Linked DNA regions of Homo sapiens: region 1 is linked to region 2. Evidence: read pairs that join two places in POLR2A ChIA-PET (ENCODE). Cell type or tissue: OCI-LY7. All regions are shown on one strand. Links, peaks and the distances in the headings refer to the core of each region. The heading gives the core; the rest is flanking DNA.

Evidence for each region. ChIA-PET counts read pairs that join two places held together with the same protein. Peaks named below come from ENCODE experiments on the same cell type or tissue, not always from the same donor. Only the 100,000 strongest peaks of a DNase experiment are listed, where the experiment ranks them.
Region 1: POLR2A ChIA-PET joins it to region 2 with 6 read pairs; 2 of 35 experiments call an interaction of 5 or more read pairs at or near these places.

The regions. Positions count from the first base shown.
Region 1 is chrX:49,006,031-49,021,650 of GRCh38, forward strand. No RefSeq gene overlaps it. Among named protein-coding and RNA genes, the nearest start is that of GRIPAP1, 12 kb to the left of the region's middle. In OCI-LY7, for the core only: no CTCF peak of the experiment used is centred there; no DNase peak of the experiment used is centred there.
Region 2 is chrX:48,647,473-48,663,092 of GRCh38, forward strand. The region is part of intron 1 of LOC124905186 (a long non-coding RNA gene); the gene reads left to right. Among named protein-coding and RNA genes, the nearest start is that of WAS, 29 kb to the right of the region's middle. RefSeq lists an enhancer at 932-1,594. In OCI-LY7, for the core only: no CTCF peak of the experiment used is centred there; no DNase peak of the experiment used is centred there; H3K27ac peaks cover 592 bases.

The DNA of each region.
Region 1 (15,620 bases), core at 4,566-9,565, 360 kb after region 2:
CTCTGCCTCCCAGGTTCTAGCGATTCTCCTACCTCAGCCTCCCAAGTTGCTGGGATTATGGGCACGTGACACCATGCCCGTCTAATTTTTGTATTTTTGGTGAGACAGGTTTCACCATGTTGGCCAGGTTGGTCTCAAACTCCTGGCTGCAAGGGATCTGCCCACCTCAGCCTCCCAAAGTGCTGGGATTACAGGCGTGAGCCACCGTGCCCGGCCCTTGCCTACATTTGTAATATATAAATTATGTTGTCACAGTCTCCATTCCATACTGGATTCCCTGACCTCCTGGTTGCTTTTTTTAAAATTTTGCATACATTAACAAACTTTTTTTATATCGTAAAGATCAATGGGTTTTGACAGAAGCATTTTAAAGTGTTCCACACATAGATTTTTTTCACATTTCTTGTTAGATTTCTTCCTAATTATTTTCTTTGATGCTATGGATGCTATTGTAAATGAGGTTTTCTCTATCATTGTATCTCTTTTTTTTTTTTCGGTAGAGACAGGATCTCACTATGTTGCCCCAGCTGGACTGCACTGGCTATTTATAGGCATGATCATGGCACACTACAGCCGTGAACTCCTGGGCTCAAGCCATCCTCCCATTTCAACTTCCCAAGTAGCTGGGACTACACATGTGAGCCACTATGCGTCTTTATATCCTCTCACTGGTTATTGTTGATATATACAAAAGCCATTGATTTCTCTATGTTAATTTTATATCCTTCCATTTTACTGAATACTTTTATTGTTAGAGTGTTTTATCATTGATTCTCTAGGGTTTACCAGGTACAAAATCATATCATCTGAAAATAGGGATATCTTTATTCTTTTCCAATCAGTCACACTGGCTGTAATTGATTTCTCTTGCCTAATTACCATTTTCCACTAACAGGAACCAGGGCCCCTTAGAGAAATAGCTGATTGCAGGGCTGGGGCAAGGAAAGTACAAGATTAGCCTGGAACATCTTGTTTTAACCACACATTGAAAGAATTTGAATTAAAAAAGAATACAAGAGTCCAAAGTGATCTAAATAAATAAATGGAGGCGAAGGGAAAACTCTTCCTCACAGAGGAATGCCAACTAATAAATGTACAAGGAATGATGGAATTAGAAAATAACTATTTGGCAACTACTACTGTAATAATTGTTTTAGGCAAGCATCATTGGCCAGGCGCAGTGGCTCACGCCTGTAATCCCAGCGGTTTGGGAGGCCGAGGCAGGTGGATCAATTGAGGTCAGAAGTTCGAGACCAGCCGGGCCAACATGGTGAAACCCCGTCTCTATTAAAAATACAAAAATTAGCCGGGCATGATGGCGGGCACCTGTAATCTCAGCTACTCGGAAGGCTGAAGAAGGAGAATCGCTTGAACCTGGAAGGCAGAGGTTGCAGTGAGCCGAGGTCGGGCCACTGCACTCCAGCCTGGGCGACAGAGCAAGACTCTCTATTAAAAAAAAAAAAAAAAAAAAAAAAAAGGCTGGGTGCTGTGGCTCACGCCTGTAATCCCAGCGCTTTGGGAGGCCAAGGCAGGCAGATCACCTGAGGTCAGGGGTTCAAGACCAGCCTGACCAACGTGGTGAAACCCGGTCTCTACTAAAAATACAAAAATTAGCCAGGTGTGGTGGGTTCAAGCGATTCTCCTGCCTCAGCCTCCTGAGTAGCTGTGATTACAGGCGCCTGCCACCATGCCCAGCTAATTTTTTCTATTTTGAGTAGAGACGGAGTTTCACTATGTTTGTCAGGCTGGTCTTGAACCCTGACCTGACCTCAGGTGATCACCCCGCCTCGGCCTCCCAAAGTGCTGGAATTACAGGCGTGAGCCACCACACCCGGCCCAGAGGGCTAATTTTTAAATTTTTTGTAGAGACGAGATCTCACTATGTTGCCCAGGCTTACTTTTTAATTATAACAAGGATTAGGGTAACTTTATAATGGAGAACACTACCTTAACCAAGTCACCTTTAGCGTCACCAGGACAGGGACAAATTGGTATTATGTGCTTTCCGACGTAATGCACTGAGAAAGACACAAGTCACCTCTGTGGTATTTCTGCCAAAAATTCATAATCTGAATCGAATCATGAGAAGCTATTAGGCAAACCCCAACTAAAGAACTCATCAAGACATCAACATCATAAAAAACAAAGATCACTTGCAGTCAGGAGTTTGAGACCAGCCTGGCCAACATGGCGAAACCTGTCTCTACCAAAAATACAAAATTTAGCCGGGCGTGGTGGCAGGCGCCTGTAATCCCAGCTACTTGGGAGGCTGAGGCAGGAGAATTGCATGAACCCAGGAGGCGGAGGTTGTAGTGAGCCAAGATCGCGACACTGCACTCCAGCCTGGGTGGCAGAGCGAGACTTTGACTCAAATAAAAAAAAAAAGAGAATGACTTTCTCTTAAATGTCTTTGGAGAACGACTTTCTCTTAAATGTCTTTGTACAGAAGAGACTGAGACTATTATCCTTAGAAAGATCTGATTGCAAGGTTAGCCCTTGACTAGCATCTGCCAATTTGGCTAGTAAACAGTTTGCTACACTGATACGAGTTGTTCATTGTGGCTGGGCACAGTCGCTCATGCCTGTAATCCCAGCACTTTGGGAGGCCGAGGCGGGTGGATCACTTGAGGTCAGGGGTTTGAGACCAGCCTGACCAACATGGTGAAACCCTGTATCTACTAAAAATACAAAAATTAGCTGGGCATCGTTGCAGTGTCCTGTAATCCCAGCTACTGGGGAAGCCGAGGTAGGACAATTGCTTGAACCCAGGAGGAGGACGTTGCAGTCAGCAGAGATTATGCCACTCTACTCCAGCCTGGGCGACAGAGCGAGACTCTGTCTCAAAAAACAAAACAAAAAAAAACAAAAAAACAAAAAACAAGAGTGGTTTATTGTGCCTAAACTGTTTGTAGAAACTATGTGGTTTATGCGGAACACCTGCATTCCCTCAGAGTCTAGGATTCTGATATGTGCTAGGTAGAGAGTACCTATGTGACCAGTCCCCACTAAAAAGCCTTGGCCACTGAGTCTCTAATGAGCTTCCCCAGTAGACAACACTTTGCACATGTTGTCACAACTCATTGCTGGAGAAATTGAGTCTTGTATGACTCCACAGGGCGACTCTTGGAAGCCTGTGCCTGGTCCTCTGGATTTCAGTCTGTTGCTCAAGGGAGGTACAGAGCATAAAGAAGCCTGTGCATGGATTTCCTGGATCCCACCTGTGTCCTTTTTTTTTTTTTTTTTTTTTTTTTTTTTGAGACAGGGTCTCACTCTGTCATCCAGGCTGGAGTGCAGTGGTGCAACCTCAGCTCACTGGAACCTCCGCCTCCTGGGTTCAAACAATTCTCCTTCATCAGTCTCCTGAGTAGCTGGCATTACAGGTGGGCGCCACCACGATGGGCTAATTATTATATTTTATTTATTTATTTATTTTTTATTATTATTATACTTTAAGTTTTAGGGTACATGTGCACAATGTGCCGGTTAGTTACATACGTATACATGTGCCATGCTGGTGTGCTGCACCCATTAACTCGTCATTTAGCATTAGGTATATCTCCTAATGCTATCCCTCCCCCCTCCCCCCACCCCACAACAGTCCCCAGAGTGTGATGTTCCCCTTCCTGTGTCCATGTGTTCTCATTGTTCAATTCCCATCTATAAGTGAGAACATGCAGTGTTTGGTTTTTTGTCCTTGCGATAGTTTACTGAGAATGATGATTTCCAATTTCATCCATGTCCCTACAAAGGACATGAACTCATCATTTTTTATGGCTGCATAGTATTCCATGGTGTATATGTGCCACATTTTCTTAATCCAGTCTATCATTGTTGGACATTTGGGTTGGTTCCAAGTCTTTGCTATTGTGAATACTGATGCAATAAACATACATGTGCATGTGTCTTCATAGCAGCATGATTTATAGTCCTTTGGGTATATACCCAGTAATGGGATGGCTGGGTCAAATGGTATTTCTGGTTCTAGATCCCTGAGGAATCGCCACACTGACTTCCACAATGGTTGAACTAGTTTACAGTCCCACCAACAGTGTAAAAGTGTTCCTATTTCTCCACATCCTCTCCAGCACCTGTTGTTTCCTGACTTTTTAATGATTGCCATTCTAACTGATGTGAGATGGTATCTCACTGTGGTTTTGGTTTGCATTTCTCTGATGGCCAGTGATGATGAGCATTTTTTCATGTGTCTTTTGGCTGCATAAATGTCTTCTTTTGAGAAGTGTCTGTTCATATCCTTTGCCCACTTTTTAATGGGGTTGTTTGTTTTTTTCTTCTAAATTTGTTTGAGTTCATTATAGATTCTGGATATTAGCCCTTTATCAGATGAGTAGGTTGCGAAAATTTTCTCCCATTTTGTAGGTTGCCTGTTCACTCTGATGGTAGTTTCTTTTGCTGTGCAGAAGCTCTTTAGTCTAATTAGATCCCATTTGTCAATTTTGGCTTTTGTTGCCATTGCTTTTGGTGTTTTAGACATGAAGCCCTTGCCCATGCCTATGTCCTGAATGGTAATGCCTAGGTTTTCTTCTAGGGTTTTTATGGTTTTAGGTCTAACGTTTAAGTCTTTAATCCATCTTGAATTAATTATTGTATAAGGTATAAGGAAGGGATCCAGTTTCAGCTTTCTACATATGGCTAGCCAGTTTTCCCAGCACCATTTATTAAATAGGGAATCCTTTCCCCATTGCTTGTTTTTCTCAGATTTGTCAAAGGTCAGATAGTTGTAGATATGTGGCGTAATTTCTGAGGGCTCTGTTCTGTTCCATTGATCTATATCTCTGTTTTGGTACCAGTACCATGCTGTTTTGGTTACTGTAGCCTTGTAGTATAGTTTGAAGTCAGGTAGCATGATGCCTCCAGCTTTGTTCTTTTGGCTTAGGATTGACTTGACAATGCAGGCTCTTTTTTGGTTCCATATGAACTTTAAAGTAGTTTTTTCCAATTCTGTGAAGAAAGTCATTGGTAGCTTGATGGGGATGGCATTGAATCTATAAATTACCTTGGGCAGTATGGCCATTTTCACAATATTGATTCTTCCTACCCATGAGCATGGAATGTTCTTCCATTTCTTTGTATCCTCTTTTATTTCATTGAGCAGTGGTTTGTAGTTCTCCTTGAAGAGGTCCTTCACGTCCCTTGTAAGTTGGATTCCTAAGTATTTTATTCTCTTTGAAGCAATTGTGAATGGGAGTTCACTCATGATTTGGCTCTCTGTCTGTTATTGGTGTATAAGAATGCTTGTGATTTTTGTACATTGATTTTGTATCCTGAGACTTTGCTGAAGTTGCTTATCAGCTTAAGGAGATTTTCGGCTGAGACAATGGGGTTTTAATTATCGTATTTTAAATAGAGATGGGGTTTCACAATGTTGGCCAGGCGATGGTGTCAAACTCCTGACCTCAAGTGATCTGCCTACCTCAGCCTCCCAAAGTGCTGGGATTACAGGCATGAGCCACCAGGCCCAGCCAACTTTTTTTTTTTTTTTTTTTTTTTTGAGACAGAGTTTTGCTCATATTGCCCAGTCTGGAGTACAGTGGCGAGATCTCAGCTCACTGCCACTTCTGCCTCCCGGGTTCAAGCAATTCTCCTGCCTCAGCCTCCCAAATAGCTGGGATTACAGGCATGCACCATCATGCCTGGCTAATTTTTGTATTTTTAGTAGAGATGGGGTTTCACCATGTTGGTCAGGCTGGTCTCCAACTCCTGACCTCAGGTGATCCACCTGCCTCAGCCTCCGAAAGTGCTTGGATTACAAGCGTGATCCACTGTGCCCAGACTTTTCATTAATTTATTTATTTTTGAGATGGAGTTTGGCTCTCATTGCCCAGGCTGGAGTGCAATGGTGCGATCTCTTCTCACTGCAACCTCCACCTCCCCAGTTCAAACTATTCTCCTGCCTCAGCCTCCCAAGTAGCTGGATTACAGACATGCGCCACCACACCTGGCTATTTTTTTTTTTGAGATGGAGTTTTGCTCTTGTCACCCAGGATGGAGTGCAATAGCGTGATCTCAGCTCACTGCAACCTCCACCTCCCGGGTTCAAGTGATTCTCCTACCTCAGCCTCCCTAGTAGTTGGGATTACAGGTGCCTGCCACCAAGCCTGGCTAATTTAAAATTTTTTTTTTTTATTTTTAGTAGAGATGAGGTTTTGTCACGTTGGCCAGGCTGGTCTTGAACTCCCGACCTCAGGTGATCCACCTGCCTCGGTCTCCCAAGTGCTGGGATTACAGCCATGAGCCACTGCATCCAGCCTTTCAGCCTTTTCGAGATAGTGTCTCAACTCTAGTCTCCCAGGCTAGAGTGTAGTTGCATGAACACGGCTCATTACAGCCTTGACCTCCTGGGCTCAAGTGATCCTCCCACCTCAGCCTCCTGAGTAACTGGGACCACAGGCACCTACCACCAGGCCCAACTAATTTTTGTATGTTTTGTAGATGCGCCCACCACCACACCCAACTAATTTTTGTATGTTTTGTAGAGATGGTTTTTGCCATATTGCCTAGGCTGGTCTTGAACTCCTGAGCTCAAGCAATCAGCCTGCCTCAGCCTCCCAAAGTGCTAGAATTACAGGCATGAGCCACCGGGCCAGCTGCAACTATTCTATTAATCCGAAATTATTTCAAGACATAATTTAAAATGGAAAAACCGGCTGGGCGCGGTGGCTCACACCTGTAATCCCAACACTTTGGGAGGCCGAGGTGGGTGGATCACTTGAGACCAGGAGTTTGAGACCAGCCAGGGCAACGTGGTGAAACCCCCTCTCTACTAAAGATACAAAAATTAGTCGGGCTCGGTGGCACACACCTGTAGTCCCAGCTGCTCGGGACGCTGAGACACAAGAATTGCTTGAATCTGGGGGACAGAGATTGCAGTGAGCTGGGATCGCACCACTGCACTCCAGCCTGGGTGACAGAGCGAGACTTCATCTCAAAAAAAAAAAAAAAGAAGAAAAATAGAAAAATGAAAATGAAACCAAATCTGTACCCTAGATGCGCTTATTGCTCATTGCTAGAGATATATCTGTTTGTAGGCCCTCTCAGTGAACAGACAGGGGACACATACACAGACATGCACACTAGTTCTCTTTATAACATAACTCTCTTTCTCTGTCTATATATAAAACCATGAGATCATCCTGATACCTCCAATTCCAATTCAACACTTCAGGGTAAACTTTTGTTTTCCCCATCCATATTTGTCACTCTTTTAGTAAGTAATCTAACTCCCATTATTCCTAATTACTTGTTTCCTCAAACCTAGATTACACAAAGGAATTTTCAGAATTGCCTAACCCACACCACTACAAAAGCAAATCTACTTACCAGAGTACAATATTTGTTTACAGATATATATATATATTTTTTTTAGAGACAGCGTCTTGCTCTGTCACCCAGGGTGGAGTGCAGTGTGGAACGATCTCAGCTCACTGCAACTTCCACCTCCTGGGTTCAAGCAATTCTCATACTTCAGCCTCCCAGACCTTTTTTTTTTTTTTCTTTAAGACAGGGTCTCACTTTGTCACCCAGGCTGGAGTGCAGTGGTGTGATCACAGCTGACCGCAGCCTCAAACTCTTGGGCTCAAGCGATCCTCCCACCTCAGCCTCTTATGTAGTGGGGACTACAGGTACATGCCACCACGCCTGGCTAATTTTAAAAAAAATATTTTTTTGTGGCCGGGGGCGGTGGCGCACGCCTGTAATCCCAGCACTTTGGGAGGCCAAGGCGGGCGGATCACGAGGTCAGGAGATCGAGACCATCCTGGCCAACACGGTGAAACCCCGTCTCTACTAAAAACACAAAAAATTAGCTGGGATTGGTGGCACGTGCCTGTAGTCCCAGCTACTTGGGAGGCTGAAGCAAGAGAATCGCTTGAACCTGGGAGGTGGAGGTTGCAGTGAGCCGAGATCGCACCACTGCACTACAGCCTGGGCGACAGAGTGAGACTCCATCTCAAAAAAAAAAAAAATTTGTAGGCCGGGCATGGTGGCTCACACCTTAATCCCAGCACTTTGGGAGGCTGAGGTGGGCAGATCACCTGAGGTCAAGAGTTCGAGACCAGCCTGGCCAACGTGGTGAAACCCCATCTCTACTTAAAATACAGAAATTAGCTGGGCATGGTGGCGGGCGCCTGTAATCCCAGCTACTCAGGAGGCTGAGGCAGGAGAATCGCTTGAAGCCAGGAGGCAGAGGTTGCAGTGAGCCAAGATTGCGTCATTGCACTCCAGCCTGGGCAACAAGAGCCAGACTCTCAAAAAATATATAGATAGATAGATAGATATGTATATATATATACACACACTATATATACACATACATATATATATATACACACACATACATATATATACACACACATATATATATAGTAGAGACAGGGACCTTACTATGTTCCCCAGGGTTGTCTCCAACTCCTGGCCTGAAGCAATCCTCCTGTCTCAGCCTCCCAAAGTGCCCAGATTGCAGGTGGGAGCCAGCATACCCAACCCATTGTTTACAGGCATTTTTCTTTTTTTTTTCTTTTTTTTTTTTTTTTTGAGACAGAGTCTTGCTCTGTCGCCTAGGCTGGCTGGAGTGCAGTGGCGCAATCTCGGCTCACTGCAAGCTCCGCCTCCTGGGTTCACGCCATTCTCCTGCCTCAGCCTCCCGAGTAGCTGGGACTACAGGCGCCTGCCACCACGCCCGGCTAATTTTTTGTATTTTTTTTAGTAGAGACGGGGTTTCACCGTGTTGGCCAGGATGGTCTCGATCTCCTGACCTCGTGATCCGCCCGCCTCGGCCTCCCAAAGTGCTGGGATTACAGGCGTGAGCCACCGCGCCCAGCCTGTTTACAGGCATTTTTGAGGTAAAATTTACATGTGGTAAAATTCACAAATCAAAATTCACAGCAGCCTGATAAAGAATACACTTGGCCGGGTGTGGTGGTTCGCGTCTGTAATCCCAGCACTTTGGGAGGCCGAGGCTGGCGGATCACGAGGTCAGATCGAGACCATCCTGGCTAACATGGTGAAACCCCATCTCTACTAAAAAAAAATACAAAACATTAGCCGGGCGTGGTGGCGGCTGCCCATAGTCCCAGCTACTTGGGAGGCTGAGGCAGGAGAATGGCGTGAACCTGGGAGGCAGAGCTTGCAGTGAGCCGAGATCGCGCCACTGCACTCCAGCCTGGGTGACAGAGTGAGACTCCGTCTCTAAAAAAAAAAAAAAAAAAAGAATACACTCAAGTAGCTCCTACCCCTATCATGATATAGAATGTTTACATCAGCAGGGCGCGGGGGCTCACACTTGTAATCCCAGCACTTTGGGAGTCCAAGGCGGGCAGATTACGAGGTCTGGAATTCAAGACTAGCCTGGGCAACACACTGAAACACCGTCTCTACTAAAAATACAAAAATTAGCTGGGTGTGCTGGCGGGTGCCTGTAATCCCAGCTACTCGGGAGGCTGAGGCAGGAGAATCGCTTGAACCCAGGAGGTGGAGGTTGCAGTAAGCTGAGATCGCGTCACTGCACTCCAGCCTGGGCGACAGAGCTAGACTCTGTCTCAAAAAAAAAAAAAAAAAGAATGTTTACATCACCCCAGTTCTTTCCCAGCTGTTCTCAGTCAATCCTCTCCCCTATGAGGCAATGAGTGTTAAAACTTCAGGGATCCTGTAATACCAGCACTTTGGGAGGCCGAGGCGGGTGGATTGCTTGAGGCCAGATGTTGGAGACTAGCCTGGCCAACATGGCGAAACCCCATCTCTACTAAAAATACAAAAATTAGCTGGGCGTGGTGGCATGCGACTGCAGTCCCAGCTACTCAGGAGGCAGAGGCACAAGAATTGCTTGAACCCGGTAGGTGGAGGTAGCAGTGAGCAGAAGTCACACCACTGCACTCCAGCCTGGGCGACAGAGCGAGACTCCATTTCCACAAAAAAAAAAAAAAAAAAAGAAAAAGAAAAAGAAAAAAAGAAATTGAGGGCACATGGCTATCCAATTGTTCCAACATTATTTGTTGAAAAGAATATCCATTCTGCACTTAGCACTTTTTTCAAAAATCAATTGAACATATATGTGTGGGTCTATTTCTGGGGTTTCTGTTCTCTTTCATTGATATAATTGGCTGTCTTGACACAGATACCACAATATTTTGATTATTGTAGCTTTATAATAAGTCATGAAGTCAGGAAGTGCAGGTCCTCCAAATTTGTTCTTGTTTTTCAAAGTTGTTTTAGTTTTTTTACATTTCCATATGACTTTTAGAACCAGGTTGTCGGCCGGGTGCGGTGGCTCACGCCTGTAATCCCAGCACTTTGGGAGGCCGAGGCAGGCGGATCACTTGAGGTCAGGAGTTCGAGACCAGCCTCAACGTGGAGAAACCCCGTCTCTACTAAAAATACAAAATTAGCTGGGCGTGGTGGTGCATGCCTGTAATCCCAGCTACTCGGGAGGCTGAGGCAGGAGAATTGCTTGAACCTGGGAGGCAGAGGTTGCAGTGAGCCAAGATTGCGCCATTGCACTCCAGCCTGGGCAACAAGAGCGAAACTCCGTCTCAAAAAAAAAAAAAAAAAAAAAGAATCAGGTTGTCAATTCTACAAAAATATCCGCTGGGATTTGACTGGGATTACATTGATTCTATAGATCAACGTCAGGAGAACTGGTATCTTAATAATATTGAGTCTCCTGCTTCATAAACATGGTGTGTCTATTCATTTGGGAATTATTTAATTTCTTTCTTTCTTTTTTTATTTTTTTTCTTTTATTTTTTGAGACAGAGTCTCACTCTCTCACCCAGGCTGGAGTACAGTGGCACCATCTCGGCTCACTGCAGCCTCTGCCTCCCGCATTCAAGGGATTCTCCTGCCTCAGCCTCCTGAGTAGCTGGGACCACAGGCTCATGCCCCCACGCCTGGCTAATTTTTCGTTTGTTTGTTTTTTGAGACAGAGTCTCCCTCTATTGCCCAGGCTAGAGTGCAGCGGCACAATCTCGGCTCACTGAAACCTCTGCCTCCCAGGTTCAAGCGATTCTCTCACCTCTGCCTCCTGAATAGCTGGGACTACAGGCACACACCACCATACCGGGCTAGTTATTTTTTATTTTTAGTAGAGACAGGGTTTCACCATATTGACCAGGCTGGTCTCCAACTCCTGATCTCGTGATCCATCCACCTCAGCCTCCCAAAGTGCTAGGATTACAGGCATGAGCCACTGCACTTGGCCTTTTTTTTTTTTTTTTTTTGAGATGGAGTTTTGTTCTGTTGCCTTGGCTGGAGTGCAGTGACGCCATCTTGGCTTACTGCAACCTCTTCCTCCGGGGTTCAAGCGAGATGGGGTTTCACCATGTTGGCCAGGCTGGTCTTGAACTCCTGACCTCTGGTGATCCACCTGCCTTGGCCTCCCGAAGTGTTAGGATTACAGGTGTGAGCCACCCCTCCTGGCCTAATTTTTGCATTTTTAGTGGAAATGGGGGTTTCACTGTGTTGGCCAGGCTGGTCTCAAACTCCCGACCCCAAGTGATCCATCTGCCTGGGCCTCCCAAAATGCTGGGATTACAGGCGTGAGCCACCATGCCCAGCCCATACATGTTATTTTAAGGTTTCAATTTCCTATGGGTCACTGCTAGTTTATAGAAATACAATTAGCTGGGTGCAGTGGCTCGCGCCAGTAATCCCAGCACTTTGGGAGGCTGAGGCAGGTGGATCACTTGAGGCCAGGAGTTAGAAACCAGCCCGGGCAACATGGTGAAACCTCATCTCTACAAAATATACAAAAATTAGCAAGGCATGGTTGCGTGCGCCTGTAAGTCCCAGCTACTCAGGAGGCTTAGGTGGGAGGAATGCTTGAGCCCAGAAGACGGAGGTTGCAGTGAGCCAAGAGCCAGACCCTGTCTCAAAAAGAAAAAAAAAAAAGAAAAAAAAGAGCCAGGCACGGTGGCTCACGCCTGTTATCCCAGCACTTTGGGAGGCTGAGATGGGTGGATCACCTGAGGTCGGGAATTCGAGACCAGCCTGGCCAACATGGTGAAACCCCATCTCTACTAAGAAAATACAAAAATTAGTCGGGCATGGTGACGGGCGCCTGTAATGCCAGCTATTTGGGAGGCTGAGGCAGGAGAATCACTTGAACCTGGGAGGCAGAGAGCTGAGATCGCGCCATTGCACTCCAGTCTGGGCCACCACAGAGTGAGACTCCGTCTCAAAAAAAAAAAAAAAAAAAAAAAAAAGGACATGTTGGCCTGTTTGTAATGTTATGTTAGGAGGAAAGGCAGTCTTTCACCATTGAGTTTGACATTACTATAGGTTATTTGTAATTGCTCTTTATCATATGGAGGAGATATTACCTTCTTTCATTTCTAGTTTTCTGAGAGGTTTTTTTGGTTTTTGGTTTTTGGTTTTTTTTCTGAGACAGAGTTTTGCTCTTCTTGCCCAGGCTGGAGTGCAGTGGTCCGATCTAGGCTCACTGCAACCTCCACCTCCCGGGTTCAAGTGATCCTCCTGCCTCATCCTCCTGAATAGCTGGGATTACAGGTGCACGCCACCACGTCCAGCTAATTTTTTGTATTTTTAGTAGAGGTGGGGTTTCATCATGTTGGCTAGGCTGGTCTCAAACTCCTAACCTCAGGTGATCCACCCGCCTTGGCCTCCCAAAGTGCAGGGATTACAGGCGTGAGCCACTGCACCCGGCCAAGAGTTTTTTTTAAATCAGGAATGGATGGTGGATTTTGTCAAACGCTTTTCTTTGCATCTCTTGAGATGGTTTTTCTTGCATTCTTGGAATAAATTCAAATTCATCTTGATGTATTTTCTTTTGTATATATTGTTGGATTTGATTTACTAAAATGGGCTGGGCACGTGGCTTACGCCTGTAATCCTAGCACTTTTGGAGGTAGAGGCGGGTGGATCATCTGAGATCAGGAGTTCAAGACCAGCCTGGCCAACATGGTGAAACCCCGTCTCTACTAAAAATACAAAAATTAGCTGGGCGTGGTGGCATATGCCTGCAATCCCAGCTACTAGGGAGGCTGAGGCAGGAGAATCGCTTGAACCCAGGAGGCAGAGGTTGCAGTGAGCCAAGTTTGCGCCACTGCACTTCAGCCTGGGCAGCAGAGTGAGCCTCTGTCTCCAAAAGAAGAAGAAAAAAAAAAGCAAAAAAACAAGATTTACTAAAATGTTAAGAACTTTTGCATCTGTGTTCATGAAGGATAGTTACATATAGCTTTCTTTTCTTGTAATGACTTTCTGTGGTTTTGTATCAGAGTAATGCTAGTTTCATAGAATGAGTTGGAAAGTATCCCCTCCTCTTAAATTTTCTGGAAGAGTTTGTGCAGAATTCATATTATTTCTTCTATATATATATGGTACAGTTCCCCAAGGAAGCCATCTGGGCCTGGAATTTCCTTCAGGGGAATGTGTTTTACTACAAATTCAATTTATTTAATATATATAGGGCTAGTCAAGTTATCTATTTCTTCCTGAGTGGGCATTGGTATTTTGTGTCTTGCAAGGAATTTGTTGTGAGAAGTATGGGCATAAATTTGTTTGTAATATTCTCCTTTATCCTTTTTTAAAATTGAGGTAAAATGTGCATGACATAAAATTTATCGTTTTAACCATCTGTAAGTGTACAATTCAGGAGCATTAAGTACATTCACAGTGTTGTGTAACCAACGCCACTGTCTATTTCCAGAACTTTTTCATCATCCCAAACAGAAACTCTGTACCCATTAAGCAATAACTCTCCATTTTCCCCATCCCCAAGGCCCTGGTAACCTCTATTCTACTTTCTTCCTCTAGTAACTTGCCTATTCTAAATACCACATATAAGTGGAATCAATATTTGTCCTGTGTCTGGCAAATTTCACTTAGCGTATTTTCAAGGTTCATCCTGAATTGGCCTTCTCCATCTCCAGGCAGTAAGCTGGGCAACCATCATGCTTACCTTGTTTGTTTCCCATCTCTCAGGGATCACTTTCCTTCATTGTCTAATGTCCAGTATCTTTTTGTTGTTGTTCTGTTTTTGAGACAGGGTCTCACTCTCACCCAGGATGGAGTGCAGTGGCGCAATCACGGGTCACTGCAGCCTTGACCTCCTGGGCTCAAGCAATCCTACCGCCTCAGCCTTCCAAATAGCTGAGGCTTCCAGATTAGCCACCACACTCAGCTAATCTGATGTCCACTATCGTGAGATTTGTTTTTCCATTTTATTCATCTGGATTTTTGTTTGTTTCAGGCAGGAGGGCAAATTCTGTCCCCATTATTCCATCTTGGTTGAAAATTGGGCTGGGCGCGGTGGCTCACACCTGTAATCCCAGCACTTTGGGAGGCCAAGGCAGGTGGATCTCCTGAGGTCAGGAGTTCGAGACCAGCCTGCCCAACATGGTGAAACCCCATCTCTACAAAAATACAAAAAATTAGCCGGGCATGATGGTGGGTGCCTGTAATCCCAGCTACTCAGGAGGCCGAGGTGGGAGAATTGCTTGAACCCAGGAGGTGGAGGTTGCAGTGAGCCGAGAACGAGCCATTGCACTCCAGCCTGGGTGACAGAGTGAGACTCTGTCTCAAAAAAAAAAAAAATGAAAACCAATAATTACAAATGCAGAAAATCATGCACCAGGTTTCCAGACAAATTTGGTGAAAGATAAGTAGAACAAAATAGTTTTTTAAATAAAAAGAATGTAATAACAGTGAACTATTTATCAGTTTTTTTTGTTTTTTTGTTTGTTTGTCTCAAAGAGCTCCCGGCCGGGCGCGGTGGTTCATGCCCGTAATCCCAGCACTTTGGGAGGCCGAGGCGGGCAGATTACCTGAGGTCAGGAGTTCAAGACCACCATGGAGAACATGGTGAAACCTCGTCTCTACTAAAAATACAAAAATTAGCTGGGCGTGGTTGCACACGCCTGTAATCCCAGCTACTCGGGAGGCTGAGGCAGGAGAATTGCTTGAGCCTGGGAGACGGAGGTTGCAGTGAGCCGAGATTGTACCACTGCACTCCAGCCTGGCCAACAGAGCGAGACTGTCTCAAAAAAAAAAAAAGAAAGAAAAAAGAAAAAAAAAGAAGGGAAGGAAGGAAGGAAGGAAGGAAGGAAGGAAGGAAGGAAGGAAGGAAGGAAGGAAGGAAGGAATTCAGTGCCAGGCACGGTGGCTCACACCTGTAATCCTAGAACTTTGGGAGGCCGAGGCGGGTGGATCACCTGAGGTAAGGAGTTCAAGACCAGCCTGGCCAACATGGTGAAACCCCATCTTTACTAAAAATACAAAAATTAGCTGGGCGGCCTGGCACAATGGCTCACGCCTATAATTCCAGCACTTTGGGGGGCCCAAGCCGGTGGATCATGAGGTCAGGAGATTGAGACCATCCTGGCTCGATTCTCCTGCTTCAGCCTCCCGAGTAGCTGGGACTACAGGCGCATGCCACCACACCAGCTAATTTTTGTATTTTTCTTAGAGACATGGTTTTACCATGTTGGCCAGGATGGTCTCGATCTCTTGACCTTGTGATCTGCCTGCCTCGGCCTCCCAAAGTGCTGGGATTACAGGTGTGAGCCACTGCACCCGGCCGTTTTTTGTTTTTTGTTTTTTGTTTTTGAGACAGAGTCTCGCTCTGTCACCAAGGCTGGAGTGCAGTGGTG
Region 2 (15,620 bases), core at 7,093-12,092:
TCTGCTTTTTCTTGCACCTGTGCTCTTCTTTTTAAAATGTTTTTGAGTGTTTTTATTTAACACTAATACACATTGGGTTTGGCCAAATAGATGTCTTTTCATCCCTGTGCCCCTCTGCAATGATACATTTCTGGAGAGGAGAGGCCAGGCAGGTTTCATTATCCTTACACATTACCTGGCAAGCTGCCATGTGCAACAGGTATTTAATACATATTTTTTGAAAAACAATCTCTCATGTCTTTGGAATCATTGGGAACTACAACCAAGTGAAGGCAGTAGAAGTTGGTGGCTGATGAAGTGCCTACAATGCATGCTATTTCTATAGGGAAGATTCCAAACGTACGTCAATTGTTAGTAAAGGAATTGATAGAGGCCAGGCATGGTGGCTCATGCCTGTAATCCCAGCACTTTGGGAGGCCGGGGCAGGCGAATTGCTTGAGCCCAGGGGTTCAAGATGTAGCCTGGGCAACATTGTGAGATTCCGTCTCTACTAAAAATACAAAAATTAGCCACATGTGGTGGCTCACACCTGTAGTCTCAGCTACTTGGGAGGCTGAAGTGGAAGGATCGCCTGATTCCAGGAGTTCAAGACCACGCTGGGCAACATAGGGAGACCTCGTCACTACCAAAAATAAAAAAAATTATCTGGGCGTGGTGGCTCATGCCTGTGGTCCCAGCTACTTAGGAGGCTGAGGTGGGAGGATTGCCTGAGCCAAGGAGGTCGAGGCTGCAGTGAGCTGAGATCATGCCACTGCACTCCAGCCTGGGTGACAGAATGAAAGCCTGTCCCCCAAAAAATAAAATAATGAAATCATGAGCTAAACCAAGTACAAAATTAATAAATAAAAAGATTAAAAATAAAAATAAAATAAAGGAATGGATAGAAGGGATGAATTGTCAACAAGATCCCGATATGTTTTCCCTTCTGATTTCAAGTATCTAATTCAGTTATTCATTTTACCCTGAGGGTGGCAGCAGGAGTCTCTTCTATCGCCCAAGCGTTGCCAAGAGGCAACTTTTAGGTCACTCTGACATGAGCTAACAGATGCAGTTTCTGGTTAGAGAGCTTGGACAGATCCATGCCATTTCCTCTCCCTTACAAGGTTGGGGGGAAAGGCTGCGTGCGGCCTCAGGAAACCCTGGGGAGCAGCAGGGATCCTCCCCAGCTGTCGCCCAATTAGAAAGCCAGTGATTTAACAGAAGGCCAAGAAGACTCACAGGGCCAGGCCTGGGGTTCTCTTTGTTCCACCTTTTTTCCCATGCTGAGAAATGAAAGAGAAAAACATTGCATGACAAGAATTAATGGTGTCAAACAAATAGCATCAAAGACAATTTAAGTATTGCTCTTCTCTCTCGGAAATGGATGAAGACAAAGAGTAGTGGCTTCCTTTTTACCCATTAACTGCTCTACATTTGGAAAGAGCTGGTGGACAGTGTTTTCATACTGTATCCATTCAGCTTGATGCTTACAAATGTACAGTTCAGAAATTTTTCAAGGAAACAGTTTGCTACAAAGCACATAGTTTCCTCTGATCATAACCATGACCTCGTTTATAATCATAATCTTGTTTATAATCTCAGGATGCCAACATGCCCAAAATGACTTTGGAATCATTGTTTTAAAATTTCATCTTTTTTTAAGACTTTATTTTTTAGAGCAGTTTTAGGTTCATGGCAAAATTGAGCAGAAAGTGCAGAAATTTCCCAGATAACTCCTGCCCCTACACACCCACAACCTCTGTCACTATCACCACCCCTAACCAGAGCTGTACAGTTGTTGCAATTGATGAACCTGCAATTGACGCATCATCATCACCCAAAGTCCATAGTTTACATTATGACTCACTCGTGTTGTATATTTTATGGGTTTTGACAAAGATACAAGGACACATATCCATCATTGCAGTATCATGCAGAGTAGTTTCACTGCCCTAAAAATCCTCTGTGCTCCACTTATTCATCTCTCCTTCCCCTCAACTCCTGTAAACCACTAATCTTTTTACTGCCTCCTTAGTTTTGCCTTTTCCGGAATGTCATATAGTTGGAATCATACAGTATGTAGCCTTTTCAGATTGGCTTCTTTCACTTAGTATATCAGTCTGTTCTCATGCTGCTTATAAAGACATACCCAAGACTGGGTAATTTATAAAGAGGTTTAACGGAGTCACAGTTCCACGTGGCTGGGGAGGCCTCACAATAATGGTGGAAGGTAAAAGGCATGTTTTACATGGTGGCAGATAAAAGAGAATGTGGACCAAGCAAAAGGGTTTTCCCCTTATGAAACCATCAGATTTTGTGAGACTTATTCACTACCATGAGAACAATATGAGGGAAACTGCCCCCCATGATTCAGTTATCTCCCACTGGGTCTCTCCCACAACGCGTGGGAATTATGGGAGCTATAATTCAAGATGAGATTTGGGTGGGGACACAGCCAAACCTATCACTTAGTAATATGCATTTAAGTTTCCTCCATTTTTTTTTTTTTTTCTGAGACAGAGTCTCGCTCTGTCACCCAGGCTGGAGTGCAGTGGCGCGATCTCGGCTCTCTGCAACCTCCGCCTCCCGGGTTCAAGTGATTCTCCTGCCTCAGCTTCCTGAGTAGCTGGGATTACAGGCGTGTGCCACCACGCCCAGCTCATTTTTAGTAGAGATGGGGTTTCACCATGTTGGCCAGGCTGGTCTCAAACTCCTGACCTCAAGTGATCCACCTGCCTCCGCTTCCCAAAGTGCTAGGATTACAGGCATGAGCCACCGCGCCTGGCCTCTTCCATGTCTTTTTATGGCTTGGTAGCTCAGTTCTTTTTCTCACTGCATAATATTCCACTATCTGGATGTACCAGTTTATTTATCCACTCACCTACCAAAGGACATTTTGGTTGCTTCCATGTTTTTGCAATTATGAATAAAGCTGCTATAAACATTCCTGTGTGTAGATTTACGTGGGGACATAAGTTTTCAAGTCATTTGGGTAAATATCAAGGAATGCAATTACTGGATGGTATAGTAAGAGTATGTTTAGTTTTGTAAGAAGCCGCCAAACTGTCTTCCAAAGTGGCTGTGCCATTTTGCATTCTCATGAATGAGAGTTTCTGTTGCTCCACATCCTCGACAGCATTTGGTGTTGTCAGTGTGTTGTTTTCACCATTCTAATAGGTGTGTAGTGGCATCTCACTGTTGTTTTATTTTATTTTTTATTTTTTTAATTTTGAGACAGGGTTTCACTCTCGTTGCCCAGGCTGGAGTGCAATGGCGCGATCTTGACTCACCGCAACTTCCGCCTCCCAGGTTCAAGCAATTCTCCTGCCTCAGCCTCCCTAGTAGCTGGGATTACAGGCATGTGCCACCACGCCCAGCTAATTTTGTATTTTTAGTAGAGACGGGGTTTCTCCATGTTGGTCAGGCTGGTCTTGAACTCCTGACCTCAGGTGATCCGCCCGCCTTGGTCTCCCAAAGTGCTGGGATGACAGGCATGAGCCACTGCGCCCAGCCTAACTGTTGTTTTAATTTGCAAGTCTCTAATGACATATGATGTTGGGCATCTTCATATGCTTATTTGCCATCTGTCCACCTTCTTTGGTGAGGTGTCTATTCAGGTCTTTTGCCCATTTTTTAATCAGGTTGTTCATTTTCTTACCGTTGAGTTTTAAGAGCTCTTTGCAATTTTGGATAATAGTCATTTATCAGACACCTCTTTTGCAAATATTGTGGCTTGTCATTTCATTCACGTTTGTGGGGAGGGGGGAACGGAGTCTCACTCTGTCACCCAGGCTGGAGTGCAGTGGTGCAATCTCGGCTCACTGCAACCTCTGCCTCCTGGGTTCAAGCAATTCTCCTGCCTCAACCTCCAAGTAGCTGGGATTACAGGTGCACACTACCACACCTGGCTATCATCTCATTCTCTTGATCATCCTTTTTTCTTAAATTAAAAAGTGAGCAATTTCTTTGCAGTCAGAACAACATTTCTGTTGGCAGTGTGTGGTGGTAAAGAGGGGGACTCTGGAGTTAGCTTGGATTTGAATTCCAGTTCTGCCACTTATTAGCTGTGCCAGTTACTGAATGTCTCTGTGCTGCACTTTCCTCATCTTTAAAATGGGTATATGAGCTGGGCGTGGTGGCTCATGCCTGTAATCCCAGCACTCTGAGAGGCAGAGGTGGGTGGATTGCTTGAGGTCAGGAGTTCAAGACCAGCCTGGGCAACACGGCAAAATCCCGTCTCTACAAAAAATACAAAAATTAGCTGAGTGTGGTGGTGCACACCTGTAGTCTCAGCTACTTGGGGGACTGAGGTGGGAAGATCGCTTGGGCCCAGGAGGAGGAGGCTGCAGTGAGTGGAGATCGTGCCATTGCACTCCAGCCTGGGCGAGAGAGTGAGACTCTGTCTCCAAATTAAATAAAACAAGATGGAGATAAACCCGTACTCATAGGGTTGCTGTGAAAATTAGGTCAATTAATATAATTAGTATAAGAGATTTAAAACAGTTTCTGCAATATTTATTATTAAATTATTTGATTAGAACAAAAGATATAGTTTGCACAGTGGCAGAGACATGCATGAAAAGCAATGGTAGACATTTCTGACATGAAGGGCATGCCTTGGCAGCCTTTTAAGATCATTCTCCACTGAGCAGCAGCAGTTTCGTTTTAGAAGTCACATCAAAGCTACTTTGGCTTTTGCAAGGCGATTTCTGTGCATTATGCACAGAATGACATACCAACCTAAGAAAATTGATCTACTAGCAATTAGTGAGATGGAGCAGGAGAAGGAGCTAGCTTGCTATGGAAAAAGTGACAAAGAGATGGACTGAGTTGAGACACTTAGAGGTCTCTGACACTAACTGGCTGCCTCACTTTGTACAAATCACTTTATTCATCTGTTTCAGGCTTCCACTTGGTTTTGTTTTGTTTTTTGAGATAAGAGTCTTGCTCTGTCATCCAGGCTGGAGTGCAATGGCGTGATCTCGGCTCACTGCAATCTCTGCCTCCTGGGTTCAAACGATTCTCCTGCCTCAGCCTCCTGAGTAGCTGGAATTACAGGCATGCACCACCAGGCCCAGCTAATTTTTTTTTTTTTTTTAGTAGAGATGGGGTTTCACCATGTTGGCCAGGATGGTCTCGAACTCCTGACCTAAGGTGATCAGCCTGCCTGGGACTCCCAAAGTGCTGGGATTACAGGCGTGAGCTACCACGCCCGGCCCAGGTTTCCACTTTTGTTATGAAGGTGTTACAGTTATCAGGGCTGGGGATGGATATGCACATTAATCGTGTTTTTTAATTTTCTGTATTTCATGATGCTTTGACATCTTGGGGCCTTGCTAATCTTGGAGAGACTGTCCCTCCCAGGGCTAACTAATTCCTACAGAACTTGACTCTGAGCATGCTTTTGATATGCAAACCAACAATCATGAGACCATACCCAAACCACCTCCTTTTTCTAACTCTCACACACCAGCCAATATTCCCCCTCCAGGGCCAGGTACTGAACAACTAGGGGCCACCCTGTAGCCCACCAAAATCATTCAAACTATCCAGTCCTAAGGTTTCTCAGCTTGCCAATCCTGTCTCATCCATTCCTTCCCATAAAACCTACAATAAAGGCTCTGGGCCCATGCTTTCTCCTCACTCCTGACTCCTGACTGACCCTGGTGCCTCCCATGTGGCCCTTGCATGGCCATGGCTTGGCAAGCCCCCTCCTCTTGAGAACTGTGAGTAACAAACTATCTTTTCAATGGCAGTTGCCTTGTGATCTGCTGGGCTCACCATACCTCAATTTTTAAAGATTCTTGGTTATATTTTAAAACAATCTAACCCCAGGTGCTAACTCTGGTGGCTGCTTAATAGCTGTCCCAAGTGAGGGATGAGAAAAATCTTCAGGTTGAGTCAAAATATCAATGTCTGCCCTGAGCATGGGTTGTGAGGAATAAAGATGTGAGAGAAAGGGTTTGTCCTCCCTGACACAGATGATCTCTAGGGGCCCTTGCAGCTCTAATATCTAAGCATTTTAGAAAGTATTTTAAGGCCAGGCACAGTAGCTCATGCCTATAATCCCAGCACCTTGGGAGGCTGAGGTGGGCAGATCACTTGAGGTCGGGAGTTCGAGACCAGCCTGGGCAACATGGCAAAACCCCCATCTCTACTAAAAATACAAAAATTAGCCAGGCATGGTGCCACATGCCTGTAATCCCAGCTACTCGGGTGGCTGAGGCAGGAGAATCTCTTGAACCCAGGAGGTGGAGGCTGCAGTGAACTGAGATCACACCACTGCACTCCAGCCTGGGCAACAAAGCAAGACTCTGTCTCAAAAAAAAAAAAAAAAGAAAGAAAGGAAGAAGAGGAACAGGAGGGAGGAGGAGGGATCTGAGCTAGCACGCTCAGCCCCTTGCCAAGTGATACCCTGCACTGTCTCAGGACTCTTCAGAGTCCTCACCAGCAAAAAGTCCCCCACCAGATGCAGCCCCTTGACCTTAGACTTCTCAGCCCCCACAACTGTAAGAAAGAAATTCATTTCCTTTAAAATTACCCAGTTTCAGGTATTCTGTTATAAGCAACAGAAACTGGACTAAGACAGGAAAACACAAACATTCAGTCCATTGCCTTCCAACACCTGCCTGCCCCCGACAATTCATGTGCTTCTCACATGCAAACTACATTCAATTCCATCCAAACATCCCCCCAAATCTTAACTCATTCCAGTATGAACTCTAAAGTCTAAAGCCAAAAGTCTCATCTAAAGATCATCTAAATCAGGTATGGGTGAAACTCACCCTGAAGCAAAATTCCTCTTCAGCTGCTTAAAAGAAACCAAAGTATTTGCTTCCAAAATACAATGATGGGACACAAAGAGGGTCTATAAACATTCCCATTCCAAAAGGGAGAAACAGGGAAGGAGGACGGGGTGACAAGTCCCAAGCAAGTCCAAAACCTAGCAAGGGAAGTTCTGTGAGATCTTGAGACTCAGGTAATCCTCTTTGGCTTGAAGCTTTGCCTCCAGACCTACTGGGGTGTCAGTCCCTCATGCCAGACCCACTGAGGGGGCAATGTCACCCTCACAGTGAGAGACAGGACTAGCTGGATTTCCTAGGCTGACTAAGAATCCCTAAGCCTAGGTGGGAAGGTGACCGCAATCCACCTTTAAACACGGGGCTTGCAACTTAGCTCACACCCGACCAATCAGGGAGTAAAGAGAGCTCACTAAAATGCTAATTAGGCAAAAACAGGAGGTAAAGAAATAGCTAATCATCTATCACCTGAGAGCACAGCGGGAGGGACAATGATAGGGATATAAACCCAGGCATTCGAGCCCGCAACGGCTACCCTCTTTGGGTCTCCTCCCTTTGTATGGGAGCTCTGTTTTCACTCTATTAAATCTTGCAGCTGCACTCTCTTCTGGTCCGTGTTTGTTACGGCTCGAGCTGAGCTTTCACTTGCAGTCCACCACTGCTGTTTGCCGCCGTCGCAGACCCGCCATTGACTTCCATCCCTCCAGATCCGGCAGGGTGTCCGCTGTGCTCCTGATCCAGCAAGCCGTCCACTGCTGCTCCCGATCGGGCTAAAGGCTTGCCATTGTTCCTGCATGGCTAAGTGCCTGTGTTTGTCCTAATCGAGCTGAACACTAGTCACTGGGTTCCACGGTTCTCTTCCGTGACCCACGGCTTTTAATAGAGCTATAACACTCACGCATGGCCCAAGACTCCATTCCTTGGAATCCGTGAGGCCAAGAACCCCAGGTCAGAGAACCCGAGGCTTGCCACCATCTTGGAAGCAGCCCACCACCATCTTGGGAGCTCTGGAAGCAAGGACCCCCACCCCCCGGCCCGGTAACAACAGTTTGGCAGCACTCACTGCTCATGCTGTGGTTGTCAGGGCAGGAGTTGTAGCCTCAGGGCTCTGCTGGGAGCCTCCATCCCCACCGCTCTACTGGGCATTGGTCTCACCCTTTGAAATGGAGGTGGAGGCTGGGAGTGGTGGCTCACACCTGTAATCCCAGCACTTTGGGAGGCCAGGACAGGCCAGTCACAAGGTCAGGAGATCGAGACCATCCTGGCTAACAGGGTGAAACCCCGTCTCTACTAAAAATACAAAAAATTAGCTGGGCGTGGTGGTGGGCGCCTGTAGTCCCAGCTACTTGGGAGGCTGAGGTGGGAGAATGGCATGAACCTGGGAGGCGGAGTTTGCAGTGAGCCAAGATTGTGCCACTGCACTCCAGCCTGGATGACAGAGCGAGACTCTGTCTCAAAAAAAAAAAAAAAAAAGAAATGGAGGTGCAGGTAGTCCTATGCCCTAAGCCCATGTACTCTGGGCCTCTGATGGGACTGGTGACCTGGACGGTCTCTGAATCACCTTCAGGGTTCTTCTTCCCTTATCTTGAAGAACAGTGTGTGTTCACAGCCGAATAGTTCTATGGTTTGGTCCTATAGGATCTAAGAAGTTTAATCATCTTCCTTCATTTTGTCCCATTTTCTTTTTTTCTTTTTCTTTTTTTTTTTTGAGACAGAGTCTCCCTCTGTTGCCCAGCACCCAGGCTGGAGTGCAGTGGTGCAATCTCAGCTCACTGCAACCTCCGCCTCCTGGGTTCAAGTGATTCTCCTGCCTCAGCCTCCCAAGTAGCTGGGATTACAGGCGTGCACCACCGCACCCGGCTAATTTTTGTATTTTCAGTAGAGACAGGGTTTCACCATGTTGGTGAGGCTGGTCTTGAACTCCTGATCTCAGGTGATCCACCCGCCTCAGCATCCCAAAGTGTTGGGATTACAGGCATGAGCCACTGTGCCCAGCCATTTTGTCCCATTTTCTCTGTTTCCTTTAGTCCCAGTCAGCAGTGCCATTTCCAGTACAATCCCATCGCTATTGCTGTTTTGTTGAGATGGTTAATGAAGTCCACAGTTCACATTCACAGTAATCTCCTTGTCAAATAGTCCAGCAGATCCTTAGTGTTCTCTTCCAAACATGCTTTGTCATGTTTTGTAATATGGACAGGGACAGGCTGAGAATTTTCCAGACCCACTGAGGGAGCAATGTCACCCTCATAGCTTGGGTAAGTTTAAGTTCTGGTTCCTTTTTGCATAACAATTCTGTTTTCAATTCATATCTCTCTTCTCAAATTTGACTATAAGCAGTCAGGAGGAACCAAGCCTCTCCTTTCAACACTTTGCTTAGAGATCTCCTCAGCTAAATCTCCATTTCACTGTTCACAAGTCCTACCCTCTACAAAACACTAAAACGTAAACACAATTCAGCCAGGTTCTTTGCTACTTTATAACAAGGATCACCTTTTCTCCACTGTCCAATAACACGTTCCTCATTTCTACCTGAGACCACATCAGAACAGCCTTTAACCACCCATATTTCTACCACCAATCTGTTCATGATTACTTATGTATTCTTTAAGAAAGCAGAAGCTTTCTCTACAGCTCTCCTCATTTCTTTCTGACTGCTCATCAGAATCACCTTTAAAGGTCCATTCAATGGCAATATAGGATTTTTCTTTTTTTCCTTTTTCTTTTTTTTAGATGGAGTCTTGCTCTGTTGCCCAGGCTGGAGTGCAGTGGCGCAATCTTGGCTCACTGCAACCTCCACCTCCCTGGTTCAAGCAATTCTCCTGCCTCAGCCTCCTGAGTAGCTGAGATTACAGGTGTGCGCCACCACGCCCGGCTAATTTTTTTTTTTTTTTTTGTATTTTTAGTGGAGATGGGGTTTCACCGTGGTGGTCAAGTTGGTCTCAAACTCCTGACCTCATAATCCATCCACCTCGGCCTCCCAAAGTGCTGGGATTACAGGTGTGAGCCACCGCACCTGGTGGCAATATAGGATTTTTCTAGCGCATGCACCCAAATTTATGTCTTAGTCTGTTTTCTGTTGCTATAACAGAATACCACAGACCAGGTAATTTATAAAGAAAAGAAGCTCAGCCAGGTGCAGTGGCTCACACCTATAATCCCAGCACTTTGGGAGGCCAAGGTGGGTGGATCACTTGAGGTCAGGAGTTTGAGACCAGCCTGACTAACATGGTGAAACACCATCTCTACTAAAAATACAAAAATTAGCTGGGCCTGGTGATGAATGCGTGTAATCCCAGCTAGTCGGGAGGCTGAGGCAGGAGTATTGCTTGAACCTGGGAGGCAGAGGTTGCAGTGAGCAGAGATCGTGCCACTGCACTCCAGCCTGGGTGACAGAGTGAGATTCTGTCTCAAAAAAATAAAAAATAAAAATAATTTTAAAAAGAAGCTTAACAAGCTCACAGTTCTGGAGGCTGGGAAGTCTAAGAGCATGGTGCTAGCATCAGATGAGGCCTTCATGCTGCATCATCCCATCATGGGTAGACAGAATGGCAAGAGGGTGCATGCGAGAGACAGCTCACTTTTATAACAAAGCCACTCCCACAATAACAGCATTAGTCCATTCATGAAGGTGACAGCCCCATGACCTAATGTCTTCTTAAAGACCCCACCTCTCAATACTGTTACAATGGCAATTAAAGGTCAACATGAGTTTTGGAGGGAACATTCAAACCATGGCACTCTTCCAGCCTCTAGTCATTACAATTACAAGGCCACTTCCACATTTTTAGGTATTCGTTACATAGCACCCCTCACTTCTCAGTACCAATTTCTGTCTTAGTCAGTTCTGACTGGTATAACAAAGTGCCATAGACTGGGTGGCTTATAAACAACAGAAATTTCTCTCTTAACAGTTCTGGTTGGAAGTCTGACATTACGGTTCCAGCATGGTCAGGTTCTGGTAGGGATGCTGTTTAGGGTTGCTGACAGCTAAATTTTCATTGTATCCTCACATTGTGGAAAGAACTCTCTGGGGTCCCTTTTATTTATTTATTTATGTATTTATATTTTTCTGAGACAGAGTCTCACTCTGTCGTCCAGGCTGGACTGCAGTGGCACCATCTCCATTCACTGCAACCTCCGCCTCCTGGGTTCAAGCGATTCTCCTGCCTCAGCCTCCTGAGTAGCTGGGATTACAGGCAAACACCACTATGCCCAGCTAATTTTTGTATTTTTAGTAGAGACAGGGTTTCGCCATGTTGGCCAGGCTGGTCTTGAACTTCTGGCCTCAGGTGATCCACCTGCTTCGGCCTCCCACAGTGCTGGGATTACAGGCGTGTGCCACTGCGCCCAGCCTGGGGTCCCTTTCATAAGGGCACCAATCCCATTCATGAGGGCTCCACTGTCATGACTTAATCACCTCCCAAAGGTCCCACCTTCTAATACTATCACATTAGGGGTTAGGATATCAACATGTTTGGGGAGACACAAACATTCAGTCTATTGCACAGCCTTTTACCTTCTGCAAATAAAACTGCTTCCAGTATACCCAAAGCTGTACTAAAACCTCTTTTTTTTTTTTTTTTTTTCTGGTTTTCCTAGGCAGAGTATTTGTGTCCCTGGGTACTTGAGATTAGGGAGTGGTGATGACTCTTAAGGAGCATGCTGCCTTCAAGCATCTGTTTAACAAAGCACATCTTGCACCGCCCTTAATCCATTTAACCCTGAGTGGACACAGCACATGTTTCAGAGAGCACAGGGTTGGGGGGTAAGGTCACAGATCAACAGGATCCCAAGGCAGAAGAATTTTTCTTAGTACAGAACAAAATGAAAAGTCTCCCATGTCTACTTCTTTCTACACAGACACAGCAACCATCCGATTTCTCAATCTTTTCCCCACCTTTCCCCCTTTTCTATTCCACAAAACCGCCATTGTCATCATGGCCCGTTCTCAATGAGCTGTTGGGTACACCTCCCAGACGGGGTGGTGGCCGGGCAGAGGGGCTCCTCACTTCCCAGTAGGGGCGGCCGGGCAGAGGCGCCCCTCACCTCCCGGACGGGGCGGCTGGCCGGGCGGGGGGCTGACTCCCCCACCTCCCTCCCGGACGGGGCGGCTGGCCGGGCGGGGGGCTGACCCCCACACCTCCCTCCCGGACGGGGCGGCTGGCCGGGCGGGGGGCTGACCCCCCCACCTCCTTCCCGGCCACCTCCCTCCCGGATGGGGCGGCTGGCCGGGCAGAGGGGCTCCTCACTTCCCAGTAGGGGCGGCCGGGCAGAGGCGCCCCTCACCTCCCGGACAGGGCGGCTGGCCGGGCGGGGGGCTGACCCCCCACCTCCCTCCCGGACGGGACGGCTGGCCGGGCGGGGGGCTGACCCCCCACCTCCCTCCCGGACGGGACGGCTGGCCGGGCGGGGGGCTGACCCCCCCACCTCCCTCCCGGACGGGGTGGCTGCCGGGCGGAGACGCTCCTCACTTCCCAGACGGGGTGGCTGCCGGGCGGAGAGGCTCCTCACTTCTCAGACTGGGCGGCTGCCGGGCGGAGGGGCTCCTCACTTCTCAGACGGGGCGGTTGCCAGGCGGAGGGTCTCCTCAATTCTCAGACGGGGCGGCCGGACAGAGACGCTCCTCACCTCCCAGACGGGGTCGTGGCCGGGCCGAGGCGCTCCTCACATCCCAGACAGGGCGGCGGGGAAGAGGCGCTCCCCCCATCTCAGACAATGGGCGGCCGGGCAGAGACGCTCCTCACTTCCTAGATGGGATGGCGGCCGGGAAGAGGCACTCCTCACTTCCTAGGTGGGAAGGCGGCCGGGCAGAGACGCTCCTCACTTTCCAGACTGGGCAGCCAGGCGGAGAGGCTCCTCACATCCCAGACGATGGGCGGCCAGGCAGAGACGCTCCTCACTTCCCAGACGGGGTGGCGGCCGGGCAGAGGCTGGAATCTCGGCACTTTGGGGGGCCAAGGCAGGCGGCTGGGAGGTGGAGGTTGTAGCGAGCCGAGATCACGCCACTGCACTCCAGCCTGGGCACCATTGAGCACTGAGTTAACGAGACTCCATCTGCAATCCCGGCACCTCGGGAGGCCGAGGCTGACGGATCACTCGCGGTTAGGAGCTGGAGACCAGCCCGGCCAACACAGCGAAACCCCGTCTCCACCAAAAAAATACGAAAACCAGTCAGGCGTGGCGGCGCGCGCCTGCAATCGCAGGCACTGGGCAGGCTGAGGCAGGAGAATCAGGCAGGGAGGTTGCAGTGAGCCGAGATGGCAGCAGCACAGTCCAGCTTCGGCTCGACATGAGAGGGAGACCGTGGAAAGAGAGGGAGACCGAGAGGGAGAGGGAGACTGAGAGGGAGAGGGAGACCGAGAGGGAGAGGGAGACCGAGAGGGAGAGGGAGAGGGAGACCGAGAGGGAGAGGGAGAGGGAGACCGAGAGGGAGAGGGAGAGGGAGAGGGAGAGGGAGAGGGAGAGGGAGAGGAAACCTCTTTCTTTAGCACTATTCATGTTCTCTTCTCCTGGACGTCAGTACCTTAAATAGAGTCATCCTCCCTCATGGACTCCACACTTCTCTCTCTCTCTCTCTCTCTCTGTCTCTCTCTCTCTGAGATAGGGTCTCACTCTGTCACCCAGGCTGGAATGCAGTGGCAAGATCATGGGTCACTGAAACCTCCACCTCCCAGGGCTCAAGTGATCTTCTCACCTCAGCCTCCTGAGTAGCTGGGACTACAGGCATGTGCCACAGTGCCTGGTTAATTTTTGTATTTTTTGCAGAGATGGGGTTTCACTATGTTGCCCAGGTTGATCTCAAATTCCTGGGCTCAAGCAATCTTCCTACCTCGGCCTCCCAAAGTACTGGGATTATAGGCATGAGCCACTGTGCCTAGCCATATATCCTTCTCTCTCTTATCCTACTCCAGTCTGGCTTTGGTCCGCACTTGTTCACTGACATTCCTCTCTGTGACATGATGAGTTCTCTGTGGGCACACTGAGTTTGAGGTGTCAAAGCACATAAAAATGGAAAGGTCTACTAGGCAGTTGTTTATGTGGTCCAACTCTCTTTTGGTTCATATTTGCTTGGTGTATCTTTTTCCATCCCTCTATTTTCAACCTTTCTTTGTGGTTTTATTCTAAGCGTGTTTCCTGTCACAGGTCTGTAGTTGAATTAACAACAACAACAACAAATCCAATCTGATAACCTCTGTTTTCAACAGGCATGTAATCATTTATATTTATTTTGATTACTTATGTATTGGAACTTATTTCTACCATCTTATGTTTGCTGTTTACTACCCCGTTCCCCCTCATCTTTTCCCATTATATGTTAGATGGATAAAGTTTTTGAAATTGCCCCATTACACATTTTATTTTTTCCTTTGCTGGTTCTGAAGTTATAGATGGTATTTCTCCTCATTTAGTGGTTTCCATTAATTTTTAAAGTTCCTGAATCTCATGCTTCCAGTATCAACATGCCTAACCAGCAGGGCCTCCATTAATTTTTAAATATATGTTCTAAATTATAAATTTAAGAGCCAGGCACAGTGGCTCACACCTGTAATCCCAGTGACTTTGAAGGCTGAGTTGGGAGGATCGTTTGAGGCCAGGAGTTTAAGATCAAACTGGGTAACATAGAGAGATCCCATCTATACAAAATTTTTTTTTCAATGAGCCAGGTGTGGTGGCACATGCCTGTAGTCCTAACTACTTGGGAGGTTGAGGTGGGAGGATCCCTTGAGCCCAGGAATTTGAGGCTATAGTGAGCTAGGATTGCAGCACTGCACTCCAGCCTGGATAACAGAGTGAAACAAATAAAAAATAAATACTTATGTTTCTATAAATTTACATACATAGATAAATATTAAAAATATATTAAGCCAGCTATAGTGGCACACACCTGTAGTCCCAGCTACTTGGGAGGCTAAGCTGGCAGGATTTCTTGAGCCCAGGATTTCGAGGCCAGCCTAGGCAACATAATGAGACCCCATTTCTTTAAAAAAAAAAATATATATATATATATATAAATATATATACACACATAAACACACAAACCAATATCCAAAAAATATATCTTTAAAAATGTATTGTCTCAGCCGGACATGGTGGCTCATGCCTGTAATCCCAGCACTTTGGGAGGCCGAGGCAGGTGGATCACAAGGTCAGGAGATCGAGACCACCCTGGCTAACACGGTGAAACCCCGTCTCTACTAAATATAAAAAAAATTAGCCAAGCATGGTGGTGGGCGCCTGTAGTCCCAGCTACTTAGGAGGCTGAGGCAGGAGAATGGCGTGAACCTGGGAGGCGGAGCTTGCAGTGAGCCGAGATCGTGCCACTGCACTCCAGCCTGGGCGACAGAGCGAGACTCCGTCTCAAAAAAAAAAAAAATGTATTGTCTCCAGTTCATCAGTATATGTATTATCTACCTACTCTTAAAAGAATAAAGGCCAGGCGCAGTGGCTCACGCCTGTAATCCCAGCACTTTGGGAGGCCGAGGCAGGTGGATCACGAGGTCAGGAGATTAAGACCATCCTGGCTAGCATGGTGAAACCCCGTCTCTACTAAAAATACAAAAAAATTAGCCAGGCATGGTGACAGATGCCTGTAGTCCCAGCTACTTGGGAGGCTGAGGCAGGAGAATGGCATGAACCTGGGAGGTGGAGCTTGCAGTAAGCCAAGATTTCGCCACTGCACTCCAGCCTCAGTGACAGAGCAAGAGTCCGTTTCAAAAAAAAAAAAAAAGAATAAAGACACAGTGAATCAAGTTCTTTAAAAGCAGAGCCAAGAAGAGTCCTGTGATAGGCAGCTTCTGACATGGCCCCAATGATTTCTGCCTTCTGATATTTACACCCATG